Linked DNA regions of Mus musculus: region 2 is linked to region 1. A link is a loop called in an ENCODE intact Hi-C map of the cell type or tissue named here. Cell type or tissue: left cerebral cortex. All regions are shown on one strand. Links, peaks and the distances in the headings refer to the core of each region. The heading gives the core; the rest is flanking DNA.

Region 1 (11,119 bases), core at 3,031-5,530:
AGTATACACAGTATTTCTTTCTCAAGAGGAAAGTGGCCCTAGTTATCAGCTTATTTTTTTTTTTATTAAATTAAATTCTGGATCAGGTATAAGGCCTAATTTTTTTTCAACTGTTTGGAAATGCCAGACATTTGTAACTGACCTGAGGTTAGGAGCTGGGCTCTGGGCAGACAATGGTCAGAGTTCTGTTCTAGCGTCGACTAAAGCGTGAGAAGCCAAGTTCGTTCAGTTGGATCTCATGTCCTGGTTATGACAACAGATCTATGTACAGTAGGTTTGTTCTCAGTTATTTGGAAAACTTGTCGATTGTTTTGCCTTGTTTGTGTCTGACCCCTGTGCATCTGGTTTTATCATTTCAGTACTTCGCTGAATGGCACCAACATGCCTTCTTTCTCAGGCCCCTGGCAAGACAACGTGTCCAGCCTCAGGAATCTTGCTAGCTGCTGTGACCTCTATACCAGCACTGTGTGTGCATGAGGCTGGTGGGCCGCTCCAAGACAGTTCTCATAGAACAGATTCATATTACCAAATACATTTTCATGTACTTCCTATTCTCTGAGAACCCCACTAAACTCCACAAAGTGAAATTTCTGAGCTCACTATAGCTCTGTATAAAAATCAGCCCTTACCTTTCCAGCGGCATGACATGAAATTCCGGTTACCAGACATGAAATTCATTATAGACCCTCTTGAGCCAAAGTATGGTGGGAATGTAACTGAGGGGAAAATATGTGTGTGGTGAGGGCTAAGATCCAGGTTCAACCCCGGGCCTGGCCCAGAGTGGGGAGAGTGGGGAAATCAAAGTAGATGCTTAGTTTTAACTTGGGAATGGTGGCAAACCCCGTGGTCTCTTACCTGTAGGCTCACAGCTAAGGGGATTACCTCAGATTCAAGGCAAGCCTGGCCCAAACATGACATGTCCTCTTGCAGGGGTGGAGGTGAGGGGAGATATTTTTAAAGTTATATTGGAAACATGTGTGAATTTAAAGACACACATTCTTTTTGTATTGCCAAAGACTTATAAACACAAGAGCTTCTTTTATTTTCATAAATAAAAATGATTCCTGTAATAAAGTGTTTTTTGTTTTATTTATTTATTTTGAGGCAAGGTTTCTCTGTGTATCCCTGGCTGTCCTGGAACTCACTCTGTAGACCAGGCTGGTCTTGAACTCAGAAATCTGCCTGCCTCTGCCTCTGCCTCTGCCTCCCAAGTGCTGGGATTAAAGGCCTGCACCACCACTGCCCCTCAATAAAGCATTTTTTAATAAGTAAGCATTTTTAAAATTGTGTTTGTGTGTGTGTGTGTCTGTGAACATATGTGCATGTGAGTACAGGTGCCAGAGGAACCCTGATGTGGGGGTTACCTGGACCTGGAAGTATAGGTGGTCCTGAGACACCCAATATGCATGCTGGGGACTACACTCCTGTCTGCTGTGGGAACAGTACACACTTAACCACTGAACCTTCTTGTAAGCCCCAATACATACAATCCTAAGGAATATCCATAATTTACCAGGCTCTTATTTTGATTTGGTATTCTCATTCAGTGTCAGTTACCTGTACTTCAGGTTTATCTATAATCCTTTAAAATAGTTTTGGACCAGTTTGGAGATGAGCTGAAAGGATGGACCATCTAGAGACTGCCATATCCGGGGATCCATCCCATAATCAGCCTCCAAACGCTGACACCATTGCATACACTAGCAAGATTTTGCTGAAAGGACCCTGATATAGCTGTCTCTTGTGAGACTATGCCGGGGCCTAGCAAACACAGAAGTAGATGCTCACAGTCAGGTATTGGATGGATCACAGGGCCCCCAATGGAGGCGCTAGAGAAAGTACCCAAGGAGCTAAAGGGGTCTGCAACCCTATAGGTGGAACAGCAATATGAACTAACCAGTACCCCCCAGAGCTCCTGTCTCTAGCTGCAATAGTATCAGAAGATGGCCTAGTTGGCCATCAGTGGAAAGAGAGGCCCATTGGTCGTGCAAACTTTATCTGCCTTAGTACAGGGGAATGCCAGGGCCAAGAAGTGGGAGTGGGTGGGTAGGGGAGTGGGCAGGGTACGGGGGACTTTTTGGATAGCACTGGAAATGTAAATGAAGAAAATACCTAATAAAAAAAAAGAAAAAGAAAAAATAAAGAATTACCCTATAAAAAGCTGGCCAGATAGCCTGAGTTAGACCCTGGGAGGATTTCTCTGAACAGAAATGGGTAAGGGGCACTCACACCAGGGCTACTTAACTCTGTAACTCCAGCACCCTCACTACAGCACTCACACCAGGGCTACTTAACTGTCTCTCCAGCACCTCACTATTCGTGCCTTCAGCTCCTCAGTAGGGGGCCAAGTGTGGGTGACATTTGCCTTGGATCTCTGTGAGTTTGAGGTCAGATTGGTCTACAGGGTGAGCTTCAGGACAGCCTGGGCTACAGAGAGACTTTGTCTCAACAAATCAGAAGGAAAAACAAAATAAAAATGCAAGAGACTCTGCTGAATTTATGATCTGGTGCTGGTGCCATGCTAAAGAACCCAGGAACAGTCCAGTGGAGGGGGTGGCAGAGGCAGTGCCATAGACAGCAATGCTTCCACGGAGTTACCCAGAGCAGTCACGGATCAGAGAGGCTGGGTGTCCAAAACATCTAGGCATGATTGGGTCATCATCAATAGGCTAGAGGGTATGGAGGACACCAAGGCGGCTAATTCTTTGTTATACTCTCTGTTTGGATTTTGGGGATCAAATCCAGGGGTTCAGCAAGCACTTTATTGACTAAGCCATCTCTTTAGCCCAAGAGTATCTTTAAAAGTAATTAATTTATTTTACTCTGTGTGTGTGTGTGTATGTGTCTATCTGTCTTTCTGTCCAAGTATGCAGGCATAAATCAGCAATCAGAGGCTTGCTGTGTCAGAAATCAGGTCTGTACTGCCACCTTTTGGAATCTGGAGATTGGCCTCAGGTCTTAAACCTGTGTGCTAGCACCTATACCCATTAGTTCATGTTGTCAACCCAAGATTGTTTTTCTCATCACTGTACACTGTGTCATGCCACCTACCCATGAGCGTGATCATTCAGTCACCATACACAACTACTGAGTTTCCTTAAAAATCTATACCTTCCTGGTAAGTGACCCTCCAAGGTCCCTACCCTCTCAAGTGAAAATAACTACAGCTTCATAGAAGGGTTGCTGTAGAAGATGTGGTATCTCCTCTCTAGCATCATTACTGTGACACAGAGATTCATAGCGAGTGTTTGCTCTCATTTCTCATGCCTTTATTTTATTCCATATCTCCTGTCCTAAGTTTAGCAGTGCTAGAATGTGGATGTTTGTACCCCATTCCATTCATGTATTGAGACCCTGTCCAGGAGGTGTTAGTATTAGAGGTGAGAGCTTAGAGTGTGGTTAGGTCATGAGTGTGGAGCTCTCATGAGTCGATCCATGCACTGATGGAAGAATCAGAAAACACTTTGTCCTTCTGCCTGTTGGTGAGTGATGGGCCTGTATATGGAATCGGGTCCTTAAACACCAACCTCTGCTGCTCTGATCTGGGATTTCTCAGCCTTCAGAAATGTGAGGAATACATTCCTATTGTTTAAGTGCCCTTTTGATTTAAGGTATTTTGTTTCTAATCGATCAGGCAAATGAAGGCGAATACTTTTTGCATGCGTCTACCATAGACATATTTTACTTTCTCCAGGGGTACCTGGCACCCTGCCCCACATATGCCTAACTCCTCTCCTACCTAGTCTCAGAAGGGCAGGATTAGAGGATGGGTCCATTTGGGCTGGAGTTTGCTGAGGGTTACAGACTAGAAGTCCTTGCTCTGGTTAAGATACAAGTCTAAAGTTCAGAATTGATGGAGCCATATACTCTCTTAAATAATGACGGTAAGCCAAGGAGCAGGGGTAACCAGGTCATCAAATGGCTCCAGTGGGAATACTAGTTCCTTGGAATGACCTGTCCTGGGGATGAGAGGTTGGCCACCAAGGGTGAAGGTGAGGAAGCATTTCAAGAAGTAGCAATGTCCAGGATTGCACGCAGCGCAATTTATCCCAAAGATACCTATGGTTAGACACACATACTGACTGATAGTGCGACAGGAGTGTTAATGCACCTCAATCAGAAGCAAGGGTTTAAGTGAGACAAAGGTAGACAACAGCAAACAAGAACATACCTGTCCTTTCTGAGAGAGGATTCATGTTTCAGTCAAGTAACAGTCTAAGGGCCAGCAACATGGCTCAGTGTGTATCAGTGCTTGCCTTAAAGTCCTGATGACCAGAGTTCAATTTCTGTTACCTATGCAAAGCTGGAAGGAGAGAAATGACTCCACAGAGTTGTTGTCTGGTCTCTGCACTCACCCTGGGCATGTGTGTACTCTCTCTTACACAAACCATATGCACAATAATAAATATAACATTAGAAAAATATCTTGGCATCATGGCTAGCATTACATGCTCAGCCATTGTAACTTTGCGCCATAGAGGGTATGCCAGGGTTGCCTGGCAGGGAGAATGGCAGTTCTTGCCAAGATGGCTCCAGTCACGCTGAATCTCTACAAGCAGATGCTCACGCCGGTGATTTAGCAACGGGAAAGGGAGCATCAGGAGATTTGCTGGGAACCATTTCCCCCCACAGCTTACATTTTCACTGGAACAAACGTCTTTGATCAATTTCAAGAAAAGCAAAAGTTACATTTCTTTCAGAGAAAATTTTTGTCCGTGTCTCAAGGTTAGCATCTGTGGCAGTCATTGCCAGATTAGCCATGACTTTAAGAATCTTTCCCACATATTGGAGAATGAAACAAAACAGAATACGGAAGCAATTTTTAATGAGCATAGAGACCTGGGATTTTTGCTAAAATCATATTTCCCCTTGTCAAGAGCTATGACTCCCTCAAGAGAGGTAAACATTCTGTCTGTGGAACTGAGTACCTCATAAAAACAAGGCAAAGATAGCTGATCCCCTTTCCATGGCAACACGACTTGGGTTTGAATTATTCATCACATGAAGGATATTTCCTCATGGCTAGGCAAACTCAAAGGATAATGTAGCAAATTCCCCAAAGAAAATATCAGTATTCTTATAATTTACATTTGAAAGTTTCTTTCAGAGTGGTTTCAGAAGCAAATTTATGAAATATATGATTGGGCAAACTATCCTTTACAGGGCTGCCATTTATAAAACAAAACTAATATAAAGTTATTTGGTGGCTTTCAGAGACAAGTCAAATATTTAAAAGGTTTAAGGACAGATAAACAATGTAAGGTGTCATCACGAGCCACTCACTGATGCCTACTTATATCACCAAGAGGGATCAACATCATGTGGGTTTCCTGGACCACTAGCTGTGTGGCTGGCCTACGCTGATCATGGCCTCTAGCCAGATCTCACTGGCTGTGTGTCTGACTGGCATTTTGGCATCATGGTGCTTAATTAAGGCTTGAGCAGGGTGGGAGGTGCTTCAGCCAGGATTGTAATGTACACACCAGTCACAATACCATCCAAAAAGCACTGTTAAAAAAAAAAAGTGAATTCTTTTGTGCATTAGTGTCTCTGTCTCTGTCTCTGTCTCTCTGTCTCTCTGTCTCTCTCCCCACCCAGGAGTGGGGTGAGGAGAGGGGTCCTAGTCTAAAAGCATGTAGATGCCAGAAGTGGTCTTTAAGAACAGACCCTCAGTGTAGGATTTTGGCATTGAATAGCTAACCCACAGCTATCTGAAGGCATCTGGAGGAGTTGTTTCTGTGGTGGAGAGGTAGTAAAGGTATAGGGCACACTGAGATCATTGCAGCCTGGAGATGAAGAGCAGATAGAAGGTAGAAGATTGGGAAGATGAGGCTTGGGGCCACAGGGAATGCCGGGCTTGCTTGGCCCAGGGACGATGGTGGTAATGATGATAAGGACTAGAGGAGAGACAGGAAGCTTTTGAACAACATATTAACACTTTGCAAAAATAAAATTCTATCAAAGCCTGAGAGCTTTCATAAGTGAGGTACTTCCCTCTTGCAACAGCACATTAGACAGTTGAAAATTTTGGGTTTCAGACCTGAAACAGTCAGCTGCATGAGACAGCAAATGCAAGACTTCAATGCTTCTCTAAAGTGGAAACTTTAAGGACTCTTTGGAAAGTCAGTTGTGTTGGATGGTGTTTTGCTGGGGCAAACATGTGAAGGATTGTTTTCCTGAAGTGGACACAGGTGAAAGACTAAGGCAGATTCATGAAGGAACGTTTAGCTGAAATAGACACAGGAGAAAGGATGTTATGCTAAAGCAAGCAGATGAAGTCTTAGGTAATGAAACAAATGTGTTGCTCTGCCTTATATTGCGTGTTGAGCTCCATTTGTCGGGACTCCATAGAGAGAAATGCACCGGAAAAACTTCTAGTGGTGTGCTGAGGTTTCTTGCCATTTCCTTCGATTTGGGCTGATTGGCAGAGTGATGTCAGCTGAGATAGACATACATGCTGAGGCAAGACTGGTGGAGGACAGGTGATATTTGGAGGACAGACAGTGATGGAGGCTGAGCTAGTTTTGCTGGCACAGCTAGCTGTGCAACACTTGTGGGTGTCATGTCTTTGCTTTGCTGAGAGAGGCACAGCCAGGAACTTTTTCTGGCATCCCTCCAGGTCCCTCCTACTGACTAGTGCTGAGACTGAGGCCTGGCTGTTTCTGCTCTGTCATGCCACCACTGCTGATTCCTGTTTGCTATCCCAACACTACTGAACTGGACTGCTGGTGTATCCGTGAGGTGTTTACTGGGTCAAGCTGCCACTGCTAACCTGTGAACTGAACTGCCAATTTCCAGTCAACACAGATGGGAGTTGCACCAAAGAACCATTTCTTTTTTTTCTGTAATATTATTATTTTTTATTTATATAATCACTTTGCATCCCAATATTAACAACCTACTCCTCCTAGTAACCCCTAACAACAGATCTGTCCTCCCTTCATCCTTCCCCACTCTATACTCATTATGCCCACTTCCTCCCCAGCCCCCCAGCACTTCCAGTCACTGCTTTCCTAAGCCCATTAGGCACATCCTCTCCCACTAAGGCCAGGCAAGGCAGGCCCATTTAGAGGAATGGGACAAACAGGCAGGCAGTCAACAGATTCAGGAACACCACTATTTACAGTTGTTGGACCAAGCTGCACATCTGTTATATATGTGCAGGGTGCCTAGGTACAGCCCATGTTTGCTTTTTGGTTGGTGGCTCAGTCTCTGGGAGCCCCAAAAGGTTCAGGTTATTTGACTTTGTTAGTCTTCCTATCAGCTTCCATAACCCTCAATCCTTCACACAGTTGTCCATAAGGCTTCCTGAACTCCATCCAATGTTTATCTGTGGGTCTCTGAATCTCTTTCCATTGGCTGCTGGGTAGTACCTCTCAGAGGACAGTTATGGTTGGATCCTGTAGGCAGGGACATCCCCAATTCCAGTTGTTGGGGGATCTGCATGAAGAGCAAGCTGTGCATCTGCTACATATGTGCAGAGATCTAGGTCCAGCCTGGGCTCATTCAAAGAACCATTTCTAATCAGGTCCATTTTCCCCATATCCTTTCTTTTCCACTACCTCTGTTGGGTGATAGGCTACAAGGGAGGTTAAAGTGTTTAAGGGCCATTAAAAAAATAGGTGTTTGAAAAAATAAAGTTCTACTTCTCTCTTCTCAGTCTCTTCCAGACAGAAAAATGTGTGTGATTTTAAAACCTGGACAAGAAATATTCAGATTCATCAGCCTCAGAATCTGAAGATTGAGAAATTGTCCTAGAATCTTCTTGGCCAGCAGGAGCAGTTTTTAAAAGTCTCAGTTGAAAAGGAAGTGAGCTTTCCTTGCCTGGAGAACACCCAGGGACTGAATGAAGTAGGTTAATGGTGAAACAACTTGCTCACAGCAGGATTTGCCTGTGGTATCTTTGCCTTGGGTGTGATTATCAGTGTTAGGGCTCAGCACAGCCAAGAAGGAAGTAGTTTCTGCTGTAGGAAGAACTAGCCTACACTTTGTGGGACTCGAGGGACCTGGACAATGTGTAGGGATGGAGATCAGGTGAGGATAGATCTCAAAAGTGTGAAGGCTGGGGAGAAGGACGGTGTATTAACCAAGATTTTGTAGAATAGGATTCTTTGACAGGCATCTACACATAAAGTTTTATTCAGTGTTCTGGTAAATATGTTCACACGGACACACCCTGGAACATCAAGCCAAAGCTTCATGAGTTTGCTGTGATGGTTCCTTGTAATTGGAGGTGGAAATAGCAGAAATATTGTACTAAAAGGAACTCAAAAGTGAGAATTTTAGATAGAAAAGTGATATTGAGACAACTTTTCCATGCAAGACTTGGAAAGCTGCCATGTGATTGTACACTTTAGTAGGACTTAAGACACTCCCTCTTAGTAAAGAATAAAGACCACCCCAAGTCAGGGTCTAATGTTGGGGCTTTTGTAAGTTGGTGCCAATAGTGGAGAATGCTGCTATAAAACCAGAATCCTTAATATCAAAGGTGGTGATAGAATTCTAGAATAACAGAGGCCCCAGAATAACATTTAACTACAGAAATTAAACCCTGGTTCTTCTTCCCAGCACCATGCTCCCAGAAATAAGACTCTGATTCAAAATATATTTACAAATATATTTATATAGCTAAGCTTTTCTCTGATTAGAGCATAACTTAAATTATCCTATTTATTCTAATCTACTTTCTGCCATGTAGCTGGTTACCTGTGCTCAGGTACCATGCATCTGTCTCTTCACACCTTCCCAGGCAAATCTCCCATGTCTGGCTCTATCCCAGAAATGTTTCTGCCTCCCAGATGTCCTGCCTTCTATTCTACCCTTTCCTATACGCCATAGTTTTTTAGTTGATAGGTGATGTATCCATACAATACACAAGATATTCTCTGTACACTTAACTACCCAAGAGAGCACACACTGTCACTGCAATGCACAACAAAGCCTGAGCAGTGGCTAACAGTCTCGACCTGCAAGGAAGCTTTACAAAGATCAGTAGATTGTGATACTTCTTTTTTTTTATTACATATTTTCCTCAATTACATTTCCAATGCTATCCCAAAAGTCTCCCACACCCCCCCCACTCCCTTACCCACCCATTCCCATTTTTTGGCCCTGGCGTTCCCCTGTACTGGGGCATATAAAGTTTGCCTGTCCAGTGGGACTCTCTTTCCAGTGATGGCCGACTAGGCCATCTTTTGATACATATGCAGCTAGAGTCAAGAGCTCCGGGGTACTGGTTAGTTCATAATATTGTACCTACAGGGTTGCAGATCTCTTTAGCTCCTTGTATGCTTTCTCTAGTTTCTCCATTGGGGGCCCTGTGATCCATCCAATAGTTGACTGTGAGCATCCACTTCTGTGTTTGCTAGGCCCCGGCCTAGTCTCACAAGAGACAGCTATATCACAGTCCTTGCAACAAATGCTTGCTAGTGTATGCAATGGTGTCATTGTTTGGAGGCTAATTATGGGATGGATCCCTGGATATGGCAGGCTCTTGATGGTCCATCCTTTTGTCTAAGCTCCAAACTTTGTCTCTGTAACTCCTTCCATGGGTGATTGTTTCCAATTCTAAGAAGGGGCAAAGTGTCCACACTTTGGTCTTCGTTCTTCTTCAGTTTCAGGTGTTTTGCAAATTGTACCTTATATCTCACAATACTAAGTTTCTGGGCTAATATCCACTTATCAGTGAGTACATATTATTTGAGTTCTTTTGTGATTGTGTTACCTCACTCAGGATGATGCCCTCCAGGTCCATCCATTTGCCTAGGAATTTCATAAATTCATTCTTTTTAATAGCTGAGTAGTACTCCATTGTGTAAATGTACCACATTTTTTGTATCCATTCCGCTGTTGAGGGGCATCTGGGTTCTTTCCAGCTTCTACTATTATAAATAAGGCTGCTATGAACATAGTGGAGCATGTGTCCTTCTTACCGGTTGGGACATTTTCTGGATATATGCCCAGGAGAGGTATTGCTGGATCCTCCGGTAGTACTATGTCCAATTTTCTGAGGAACCGCCAGACGGATTTCCAGAGTGGTTTTACAAGCTTGCAAACCACCAACAATGGAGGAGTGTTCCTCTTTCTCCACATCCTCGCCAGCATCTGCTGTCTCCTGAATTTTTGATCTTAGCCATTCTGACTGGTGTGAGATGGAATCTCAGGGTTGTTTTGATTTGCATTTCCCTGATGATTAAGGATGTTGAACATTTTTTCAGGTGCTTCTCAGCCATTCGGTATTCCTCGTGTGAGAATTCTTTGTTTAGCTCTGAGCCCCATATTTTAAAGGTTTGATTTTCTGGAGTCCATCCTCTTGAGTTCTATATATATATTGGATATTAGTCCCCTATCTGATTTAAGATAGGTAAAGATCCTTTCCCAATCTGTTGGTGGCCTTTTTGTCTTATTGACAGTGTCTTTTGCCTTGCAGAAGCTTTGCAGTTTCACGAGGTCCCATTTGTCAATCCTCGATCTTACAGCACAAGCCATTGCTGTTCTATTCAGGAATTTTTCCCCTGTGCCCATATCTTCGAGGCTTTTCCCTACTTTCTCCTCTATAAGTTTCAGTGTCTCTGGTTTTATGTGAAGTTCCTTGATCCAGTTAGATTTGACCTTAGTACAAGGAGATAGGAATGGATCAATAACCACCAGTTGTGCCAGCACCATTTGTTGAAAATGCTGTCTTTCTTCCACTGGATGGTTTTGCTCCCTTGAGGAAGATCAAGTGACCATAGGTGTGTGGGTTCATTTCTGGGTCTTCAATTCTATTCCATTGGTCTACTTGTCTGTCACTATACCAGTACCATGCAGTTTTTATCACAATTGCTCTGTAGTAAAGCTTTAGGTCAGGCATGGTGATTCCACCAGAGATACTTTTGTCCTTGAGAAGAGTTTTTGCTATCCTAGGTTTTTTGTTATTCCAGATGAATTTGCAGATTGCTCTTTCAAATTTGTTGAAGAATTGAGTTGGAATTTTGATGGGGATTGCATTGAATCTGTAGATTGCTTTTGGCAAGATAGCCATTTTTACAATGTTGATCCTGCCAATCCATGAGCATGGGAGATCTTTCCATCTTCTGAGATCTTCTTTCTTTCTTCAGAGACTTGAAGTTTTTATCAT
Region 2 (11,119 bases), core at 3,558-6,057, 69 kb before region 1:
TATCTTGAATGCATTCCAGAACCACTGAGGTGAGGGTCAGACATACAATCCTTGATCCAGGAGAAGTCTGACTTATGTGTCAAGACTAATGTATGTATGTATGCACCTCTTAAGGAAGCTTTAGCAGGCTTAGGTGGTTGGTCGAAGAACACTAGTCTTCTGACCTGGTTTTTTCATTCTTCTAATGGGGACTGATGGGCTACACCTCCTTGCTGTGTGAGGAAGACATCAATTGCTTTCTCTTGTTGTCTACAGCATCCATGATACCCCAGAGGAAGAGTGACTTGTGCAAGATTGTGGTCAGGGCCCTCTTCACAGGTGCCTGTGTTTCCTTTATCAGTGCCTGCATGGCAGGTAGGTGCCTAAGTATTGTCTCTGGCAGAGACTACAGGATCTCTCTCAGAATGTTTATTTAACTAACCATCTACCCCACAGACACCTAATCTACGGTGTTACCAACTCCCATCCAAGCAAAACAGAACGTTGGAGTGCATGTGTCAAATCTGTCTCTTTAAATAACTATTATCTTCTCCATGCAGGAATCCTCTATGTTCCCAGAGGCGCTGAAACTGACTGTGTCTCATTCCTAAACACAAATTTCACCAATAGAACCTATGAGACATATGTGTGCTGCAGAGAGCTTTTCCAGAGGTAGGCAAACACCAGGGTTTCTGTTCCCCCCCTAGCATATCCTCTTATATGAAGGGAACTTCTGGATGTTGGGAGATGGAGGTCTTGAGTACAGAGTCTTGGAAGCTGTGTGGAGTGTATGAGACACAACATGGATGCTTGTGATTGATAGTCTGGACTCTTTTCTCTTAGTAGGTTTTATCTTCATTATTAGTCCTACTGTGTGTGGCAGGTTCCATTTATTGGTGTTGTATAGCAGAAGGGAAAGAAGTTTGGTCTCTTGGTTAAGAAGTTCCTGTGTTTATTGTGACTGAAATGTATGGAGTAGACAATGATGATTTTACAGTCGTCTAAAACTCAGATTTTTTTTCCAGATAGAAATAAAGCAGACCAGGAGAAGACAGATTTTAAATTGAAAAGATAAACTTGAATTCAGATAGTGTGAAGGTTACCTTGTTTACTATATTCTAGAATATGAAAGGAACCTATCACTGAGCCCAAGGAATGAGTTTTGGGACACATAGAAGGAATGAGGAAGTAGAATATTTGATGTGGTAAAAGCCAAAAAGGTGCATGCTGGTAGTAGCCTGCAGGTGAGTGGGGAGAGCTCTAGGAAGCAAGACTGAACCGTTATAGAAAGGCCTTGCATGAACACCTCGAGGAGTCCAATTTTGACCTGCAGGATTCTGGACCCCAGCATGGTGAGCTGTGCTTTATGGAAGGGTGTTTGGTAACAAGGAGAGCAAACGCATCACTGTAACAGTCTTAGCAAGAGAGTAAGACACTTAACAGATACAGGCACCACAGAAGGGAGAGTCGATAGGAGTGACCCTCAACTTCATAGAAGAAAGGCCCAGGGTGAAGAGGGGAAAGAATGGTCTTTTCTGACTTGGGTCTGTGTGTCCATCACAAGGAGGAACAAGAAATAGGAGAGAAGGCTAAAGGCATGGCCTCTTCTGGTTCTGGATATGTTATTTTGGAGGTACCTGAGTGACTGGCATATAAAGTGAGTCACAAGTCAACTGGAGTCTGAGGCTCAGGAGAGAGGTCAGATCTGGAGCCTGATTAGGAGGCAATGTGTATGTCCTTGATGTGTCCCTGTTCTTAATCAGATGTTAGCTGTAGAACAGGTTAAGAAACAAAGTAAAAGTAAGTGAATTGCAAATTTCATTTATTGTTAAAGCAGAATTTATAAAGTGGCTAGATTGTTTGTCTGGTGGAGTTCTAATGTGTATATTCTCAGTGGATTTTCTAAAGACATATTCTAAGAATGGTTGGCATCTAGAAGCCCAGAGAAATATTTTCAGGGGCTCAAATACCATATAAATCCACTCACAAGTCAGCTGGAGTCTGGCTTAAGTAGCTGTTCAGATGCAGCTCTTGCAGGTGGACTAACAGGCTGCTGTCCTGGAGGGCCTGAGTTCTATTTCCCCATGCACACTGAGGGCTTCCAACCACCTACATCTCCAGCTCCAGAGGGTCCCATGCTTAAGTCCTCTGCAGGCACCTGCCCTCACATGCACACACCCACACCTGCACATGGAATTAGAATATGAGAAAAATAACAGCTGGATTTGTCTTTCTTTCTGTCTGTCTGTCTATATGTAATGATAATAAAAAAGTGGATATTAACTTGAGAGTAGAGGATAATATGGGAGGGATTCAAGAGAGGATAAATGGGAGGGGCTGGAGGGAGGAACATGATGGAGAGAAGTGATATAATTCTGTTTCAGTTTGAATAGAATGAAAATCAAAAATTGAGAAAAAGAGAAATAACTTTGTCTAATTAATTTGTAGCAATAAAGTATAAACAGTATTTCTTTCTCAAAAGGAAAGTGGCCCTAGTTATCAGCTTTTTTTTTTTTATTAAATTAAATTCTGGATCATGTATAAGGTCTAATTTTTTTCTCAACTGTTTGGAAATGCCAGACATTTGTAACTGACCTGAGGTTAGGAGCTGGGCTCTGGGCAGACAATGGTCAGGGTTCTGTTCTAGCGTCGACTAAAGCGTGAGAAGCCAAGTTCGTTCAGTTGGATCTCATGTCCTGGTTATGACAACAGATCTATGCACAGTAGGTTTGTTCTCAGTTATTTGGAAAACTTGTCGATTGTTTTGCCTTGTTTGTGTCTGACCCCTGTGCATCTGGTTTTATCATTTCAGTACTTCGCTGAATGGCACCAACATGCCTTCTTTCTCAGGCCCCTGGCAAGACAATGTGTCCAGCCTCAGGAATCTTGCTAGCTGCTGTGACCTCTATACCAGCACTGTGTGTGCATGAGGCTGGTGGGCCGCTCCAAGACAGTTCTCATAGAACAGATTCATATTACCAAATACATTTTCATGTACTTCCTATTCTCTGAGAACCCCACTAAACTCCACAAAGTGAAATTTCTGAGCTCACTATAGCTCTGTATAAAAATCAGCCCTTACCTTTCCAGCGGCATGACATGAAATTCCGGTTACCAGACATGAAATTCATTATAGACCCTCTTGAGCCAAAGTATGGTGGGCATGTAACTGAGGAGAAAATATGTGTGTGGTGAGGGCTAAGATCCAGGTTCAACCCCGGGCCTGGCCCAGAGTGGGGAGAGTGGGGAAATCAAAGTAGATGCTTAGTTTTAACTTGGGAATGGTGGCAAACCCCGTGGTCTCTTACCTGTAGGCTCACAGCTAAGGGGATTACCTCAGATTCAAGGCAAGCCTGGCCCAAACATGACATGTCCTAGTGTAGGAGTGGATGTGAGGGGAGATATTTTTAAAGTTATATTGAAACATGTGTGAATTTAAAGACACACATTCTTTTTGTATTGCCAAAGACTTATAAACACAAGAGCTTCTTTTATTTTCATAAAGAAATAAAAATGATTCCTGTAATAAAGTGTTGTTTTATTTATTTATTTATTTATTTATTTATTTATTTATTTATTTATTTATTTATTTATTTATTTGAGGCAAGGTTTCTCTGTGTAGCCCTGGCTGTCCTGGAACTCACTCTGTAGACCAGGCTGGTCTCGAAATCAGAAATCTGCCTGCCTCTGCCTCTCAAGTGCTGTGATTAAAGGCCTGCACCACCACTGCCTGGATATAAAGCATTTTTTAAAAAGTAAGCATTTTTAAAATTGTGCGTGTGAGTACAGGTGCCAGAGGAACCCTGAGATGGGAGCCACCTGGACCTGGAAGTATAGGTGGTCCTGAGACACCCAATATGCATGCTGGGGACTACACTCCTGTCTGCTGCAGGAACAGTATACCCTTAACCACTGAACCTTCTTGTAAGCCCCAATACATAAAATCCTAAGGAATATCCATAATTTACCAGGCTCTTATTTTGATTTGGTATTCTCATTCAGTGCCAGTTACCTGCAGTTCAGGTTTATCTAGAATCCTTTAAAATAGTTTTGGACCATCTATAAGAATTACCCTACAAAAAGCTGGCCAGATAGCCTGAGTTAGACCCCGGGAGGATTTCTCTCAACAGAAATGGGTAAGGGGCACACATACAAGGGCTACTTAACTCTGTAACTCCAGCACCCTCACTACAGCACTCACACCAGGGCTATTTAACTGTCTCTCCAGCACCTCACTATTCTTGGCTTCAGCTCCTCAGTAAGGGGCCAAGTGTGGGTGACATATGACTTGAATCTCTGTGAGCATGAGGTCAGATTGGTCTACAGGGTGAGCTTCAGGACAGCCTGGGCTACAGAGAGAGACCTTGTCTCAACAAATCAGAAGGAAAAACAAATAAAAATGCAAGAGACTCTGCTGGATTTATGATCTGGTGCTGGTGCCATTCTAAAGAACCCAGGAACAGCCCAGTGGAGGGGGTGGCAGAGGCAGTGCCATAGACAGCAATGCTTCCACGGAGCTACCCAGAGCAGTCACAGATCACAGAGAGGCTGGGTGTCCAAAACATCTAGGAATGATTGGGTCATCATCAATAGGTTAGAGGGTAACCTTTCTGTCCAAGTATGCAGGCATGAATCAGCAATCAGAGGCTTGCTGTGTCAGAAATCAGGTCTGTACTGCCACCTTTTGGAATCTGGAGATTGGCCTCAAGTCTTAAACCTGTGTGCTAGCACCTATACCCATTAGTCTATGTTGTCAACCCAAGATTGTTTTTCTCATCACTGTACACTGTGTCATGCCACCTACCCATGAGCGTGATCATTCAGTCACCATACACAACTACTGAGTTTCCTTAAAAATCCCTACCTTCCTGGTAAGTGACCCTTCAAGGTCCCTACCCTCTCAAGTGAAAATAACTACAGCTTCATAGAAGGCTTGCTGTGGAAGATGCAGTATCTCCTCTCTAGCATCATCACTGTGACACAGAGATGCATAGCGAGTGTTGGCTCTCATTTCTCCTGCCTTCATTTGATTCCATATCTCCTGTCCTAAGTTTAGCAGTGCTAGAATGTGGATGTTTGTACCCCACTTCACTCATGTATTGAGACCCTGTCCAGGAAGTGTTAGTATTAGAGGTGAGAACTTAGAGTGTGTTTAGGTCATGTGGGTGGAGCTCTCATGAATGGGATCCATGCAATGATTGAAGAATCAGAAAACACTTTGTCCTTCTGCCTGTTGGTGAGTGATGGGCCTGTATATGGAATCGGGTCCTTAAACACCAACCTCTGCTGCTCTGATCTGGGATTTCTCAGCCTTCAGATTTGTGAGGAATACATTTCTATTGTTTAAGTGCCCTTTTGATTTAAGGTATTTTGTTTCTAATAGATCAGGCAAATGAAGGCGAATACTTTTTGCATACGTCTACCATAGACATATTTTACTTTCTCCAGGGGTACCTGGCACCCTGCCCCACATATGCCTAACTCCTCTCCTACCTAGTCTCAGAAGGGCGGGATTAGAGGATGGGTCCATTTGGGCTGGAGTTTGCTGAGGGTTACAGACTAGAAGTCCTTGCTCTGGTTAAGATACAAGTCTAAAGTTCAGAATTGATGGAGCCATATACTGTCTTAAATAATGATGGTAAGCCAAGGAGCAGGGGTAACCAGGTCATCAAATGGCTCCAGTGGGAATACTAGTTCCTTGGAATGACCTGTCCTGGGGATGAGAGGTTGGCCACCAAGGGTGAAGTTGAGGAAGCATTTCAAGAAGAAGTAGCAATTTCCAGGATTGCACGCAGTGCAATTTATCCGAGAGATACCTATGGACAGACACACATACTGACTGATAGTGGGACAGGAGTGTTAATGCACCTCAATCAGAAGCAAGGGTTTAAGTGAGACAAAGGTAGACAACAGCAAACAAGAATGTGCCCGTCCGTTCTCAGAGAGGATTCTTGTGTCAGTCAAGTAATAGGGTAGGGGCTAGCAACATGGCTCAGTGTGTATCAGTGCTCGTTACATTTTTTTTTTTTTTTTTTGGTTTTTCGAGACAGGGTTTCTCTGTATAGCCCTGGCTATCCTGGAACTCACTTTGTAGACCAGGCTGGCCTCGAACTCAGAAATCCACCTGCCTCTGCCTCCCGAGTGCTGGGATTAAAGGCGTGCGCCACCACGCCCGGCAATAAGTTTTTTGTTTTTTGTTTTATTATATGTAAGTACACTGTAGCTGTCCTCAGACACTCCAGAAGAGGGAGTCAGATCTCGTTATGGATGGTTGTGAGCCACCATGTGGTTGCTGGGATTTGAACTCCTGACCTTCGGAAGAGCAGTCGGGTGCTCTTACCCACTGAGCCATCTCACCAGCCCAATTTTTTTTTAAGAGTAAATTTTTGTCTCTATCTCAAGGTTGGCCTCTGTGGCAGTCATTGCCAGATTAGCCATGACTGTAAGAATTTTCCCCACGTGTTTGGAGAACGAAACAAAACAAAATACAGCAAAATGTAAAACAAGTTAAAACAAGTTAAGTTTGCCTATTCATGTCAGATAGTCTATGGATGAATAGGTGGTGTTCAAAACCCTCAGAGACCTACGGAAGATGTCATTAAAGGATGTTTTATTATTTTAAGGATTTTTGGGTATGAGACATGTCACCTCCATACATCACCTCCACTTCTACCTCAGAGAAGATGATGAACATCAGAGACTCCTTATGTTTGCTTCAAATCGGGCAGGCTGCCAGGAGGCAAAATTGTTCCTTGATTCAACCACTGACAAAATGCTGTCCACCATGGACAAACATGGACAAAAAATGGACAAAATGAAGGAAATATCCTTCATTCAATGAGGAATTCAAATCTGAGTCATGTTGCCATGGAAAGCTAATCTTTGCCTTGTGTTTATGAAGTACTCAGCTCCGTAGACATGTTTACCTCTCTTGAGGGAACAGCAGCTCCTGACAAGAAGAAATAGGATTTCAGCCAAAATCTCAGGTCTCTATGCTCATTAAAAAATGCTTCAGCTGGACATGGTGGCACACGCCTTTAATCCCAGCACTCGGGAGGCAGAGGCAGAGGCAGGCAGATTTCTGAGTTCGAAGCCAGCTTGGTCTACAAAGTGAGTTCCAGGACAGCCAGGGCTACACAGAGAAACCCTGTCTCAAAAAAACCAAAAAAAAAAAAAAAAAAAAAAAAAAAAAAAAAAAAAAAAAAAAAAAAAAAAAAACCAAAACACACACACAAAAAAACCAAACCAAAAAACAAAACAAAACAAAACAAAACAAAAAAAAGAGTAGATTCAATAATCTACCTCTTTCCCCTATTATTTCTATATTATTCCTATCTCTTCCTTTCTTTCTCTTCAACCCTTTTTTCCCTCCATAAGAAAGAAGTGATAGAGAAAAGAAAAGGAAACAGAGAAGTCCCTGAGTCTAATTTTCTATACCTTGTTTTCTCCTTAATCAAGACCATTGGATAACTTGCAGCCAACCCCCGTAAATAACAATAACCATCCATAACCCATTGAATGAACATAAAACCATCTACCCCACCTTTTGTGAAATGGGCTGTCATTCTTTTAAGACTGCTTCCTATTGATTTTGGATATAGTTTTTCCTTTTTGGGGCCCCAGAAAAAATTGGTTCTTTTGCTCTGAAAACACATCAACTCTCACAAGTAATATATGTTTTTCCATTAACATATGTATTGAATGTCTAGTGTGCACAGACCAGTTAAAGGTGATTCTTTGTTCTTTGTTTGAGCAAGTAAAAGACATCTGACTTCCTTAAGTTAGTTTGGATTGTATAAGTGAACTATAATATAAATCTCCATCCAAACCATGTGAAAGGATGGCATGTAATAATATGTTAGGAGGACTTTGTAGCCAATAATATTTATTAGCTATTGTCTTAGGGTTTTTACTGCTGTGAACAGACATCATGAGCAAAGCAACTCTTATAAACACAATATTTAATTGTGGCTGGCTTACAAGTTCAGAGGTTCAGTCCATTATCATCAAGGAGGGAGCATGGCAGCATCCAGGCAGGCATGGCACAGGAGGAGCTGAGAGTTCTACTTCTTCATCTGAAGGTTGCTAGGAGAAGACTGGCTTCTAGTCAGCTAGGAGGAGGGTTTTAAATCCTATGCCCACAGTGACACACTTTCTCCAAAAAGGCCACACCTTCTCCAACAGGGCCACACCTCCAAATAGTGACACTCCCTGGGCCAAGCACATTCAAACCACTATAGCTAAATATAGATTTTTAAGTCTCAGCCAGTCTCAGAGATGTAGAAGCAACAAGGTACATATTATCTGCCTTGTTGATCTTGTTAATTTCTTTCTTCCTGTCTATAGTCAAGATCTTCAGGAGTCTCTCCCTGTCATATCAGATTTTTATCAATTTGGATCAAATCCACAGGTTTTTTTTTTTCTGTAGAAACATATATAAAGCCTTTCCCCTAGCTAATAATTTCCTTCCCTGTATTCAGATATAATGACATTCTTAGTATATACAGGCCGATTAAGCTCAGCAGGCTTTTCCATAGTACAATGTTTCTTAGCAGCTGTTGTTTTTTGTTCATTAGCATCAAGACATTTAAAGTCAATAATGCACTGTGTAATCTATCTGTATGTACTCTGGGAATCTTTGTTACCCATTTCTGTTTGTTAAGAATCTCTTTTAAAGTACAATTGGATCTCTCTATAACTGCTTGTCCTGTAAAAAACTGAGGTACACCCATAGTTAGCTTTATATTATAATATGCAAAAGTTGTTCCATTTTTCCAGAGACATATGCTATCGCATTGTCAGTCATGATTTGTATAGATATCTCCATAATTGCTATAGATGTTAATAAATTATAATGGCAGAATCAGTCTTTTCAGAACACAAAGCAGTTGCTCATTAAAATACTGAATATGTGTCTATAGTATGATAAACATATTACAGTTTACCAAACTCTATAAAATGAAACACATCCAATTGCCAATTTTCATTTCTTTTTTTATTAGATATTTTCTTCATTTACATTTCAAATGCTATCCCGAAAGTCCCCTCTACCATCCCCCCCTCCTGCTCCCCAACCCATCCACTAATGCTTCTTGGCCCTGGCATTCCCCTGTACTGGGGCATATGATCTTCGCAGGACCAAGGGCCTCTCCTCTCATTGATAGCCAACTAGGCCATCCTCTGCTACATATGCAACTAGAGACACAGTTCTGGGGGGTACTGGTTATTTCATATTGTTGTTCCTCCTTGGGTACTTTCTCTAGTTGATTACACTGGTGATCTCTTCAAATTTAAGCTTTGTATCTCAGATCTAGGAAAGCCACCGCGGTGAAAGCTGTAGTGCAAACAGGACAGCATCTGCTGCCACCGATCCTGCAGTCTCTTGTTCTTACTTTGAAGCACTCGCAAGGCCAACAAAACAGTAAGGCAGCAGCACAAGATCAGTCCGCCAGCGATCACAGCTGCGCCAAACCACAGTTCTTTGAAGGAAGTCAGCTCCTGCATCCTAGTGATGAGTTTTCTGCTGCTGTCATGCTGATACTGGTTTCCTTGTCCTGAGGCTTCGCTCTTGGGAGGAGAGAGGACTTCATGCAGTCCTCGGGAATTGCACATGTTTTCGTGACAGCATTCCAAAGTGGGCATGGCAGGGCCAGAGTGGTTTAGGGCCTGCTTGTCTTCGCAGATGTCTGTGCTGTGCTTGCATGTAAGTCCAGACAGCTGTGGATGAGTGGGGAATTGGTGTCCTGAGGATCGAGATGTCTGGAGAAGCAAGCACTAAGCTCAGACTTACACATATAACCTGTTGCCACACAGCGAGCATCATCATAGTAGCATCTGATCTCTCCTGTGGTGAGCAGCACAGCCTTGGTGCAGAGCTCCAGCTGCAGCCAGATGAAGAAGGATCTGGAGTGATGTCCATTGATGTCTCGCGCTCCCTTCGATCCTGGAGCCAGGCGCGGCTTCACTATGACCTCCGGGCGCGCCGCACTTGAGCCCGGGCGCTGTCATTGTCGGGGCGAGGGCCTGAGCATTGAGCGGAACTAAGACTACCGAGGACCCATTCCGGGTCCCTCGCGCGCGCTCCCCGGCCGTCGTCCTCTTGCTCTGCCAGCCAGTGCAAAAGACAGGAACAGGAGAGGGGAATTGGAGCCGAGAGGGGTAAATAGCGCCAGGGCCCGGCTCTATGCCCCACCTCCACTCTCCGATTGGCCGACGCCTCTAGCCCTGGGGCCCAGCAGCAGGGGGCGGGGCCAGACGCGGGCTGAGACCGACCCGCTGACCCGCTCCCGCTGGCTCCTACCTGGGTTGGGCACTGTCGACTCCCCCTAGCGGACGCCTGCGCGAGCAGCCGCAGATGCGCCGCAGAGCCCAGCCCAGAGTTGTGTGACCCTCACTGCTCAGTCTCTGGTCAGCGGCCTCCAGCACGTGGCTTCGCTTTTGTCCCACCTGAAACCCCACCACCACCACCACCACCACGACGGACCAATGGGCTTGGGGTCTGCCCGCGCGCGTGGCCGATGAGAAGTAGGGTGCACATAGCCAAGAAGGGGCTGCTGGCTCTCTGCTGGCTCCCTAGGGCTCATCCAACCTGAGCCAGCTGCCTTGCGACCAGTATCCTCAACATTTTTTTTAATTAGGTATTTTCCTCGTTTACATTTTCAATGCAATCTCAAAAGTCCCCCCTCAACATTTTTTATGTTTAGATTTTATCACATTGAACTCCTCTTCTCTCTCTCTCTCTCTCTCTCTCTCTCTCTCTCTCTCTCTCTCTCTCTCTCTCTCTCTCTCTCTCTCTCTCTCTCTCTCTCTCTCTCTGTGTGTGTGTGTGTGTGTGTGTGTACATGCAGCACAGAGCACATTTTAAGGACAGAGAACAACCTGAAAGACTTCCATGTGCTTCCTACTGTTTGAACTCAGGTCATCTGTATGCTGGCAAATGCCTTTTCCACTGAAACATTTTCCCGCCCACCTGTATTTATCACGTAAAGAAATGTCTTTATTTTAAAATTTATATTTATATGTTGGCTTAAAAATTTAAAAGCCTAATTTAATAATGGTTTTTAAATGTTTTAACCTCCTCTGTAGCCCACCTCCATCTTAGGTAGTAGAGAAGAAATGTTATTAGTATATAGGGGAAGTG

The links. Hi-C counts contacts between places; a loop is a spot of excess contacts. Peaks named below come from ENCODE experiments on the same cell type or tissue, not always from the same donor. Only the 100,000 strongest peaks of a DNase experiment are listed, where the experiment ranks them.
Region 2: a loop joins it to region 1, with 6 times the contacts of the local background. A loop is called at or near these places in 10 of 42 quality-filtered maps.

What each region holds. Positions count from the first base shown.
Region 1 is chr2:122,526,973-122,538,091 of GRCm38, forward strand. Slc28a2b (solute carrier family 28 member 2b) reads left to right here. Exons shown (of 18, transcript NM_001085518.1): 18 at 360-1,068. The coding sequence ends at 477. Among named protein-coding and RNA genes, the nearest start is that of Gm34325, 37 kb to the right of the region's middle. In left cerebral cortex, for the core only: no CTCF peak of the experiment used is centred there; DNase peaks (open chromatin) are centred at 4,508, 4,949 and 5,341; H3K27ac peaks cover 367 bases.
Region 2 is chr2:122,457,629-122,468,747 of GRCm38, forward strand. Slc28a2 (solute carrier family 28 (sodium-coupled nucleoside transporter), member 2) reads left to right here. Exons shown (of 20, transcript NM_172980.4): 18 at 256-354; 19 at 540-651; 20 at 2,792-3,505. The coding sequence ends at 2,909. It also overlaps the pseudogene Bambi-ps1. Among named protein-coding and RNA genes, the nearest start is that of Slc28a2b, 22 kb to the right of the region's middle. In left cerebral cortex, for the core only: a CTCF peak has its summit at 4,657 (motif pointing left); no DNase peak of the experiment used is centred there.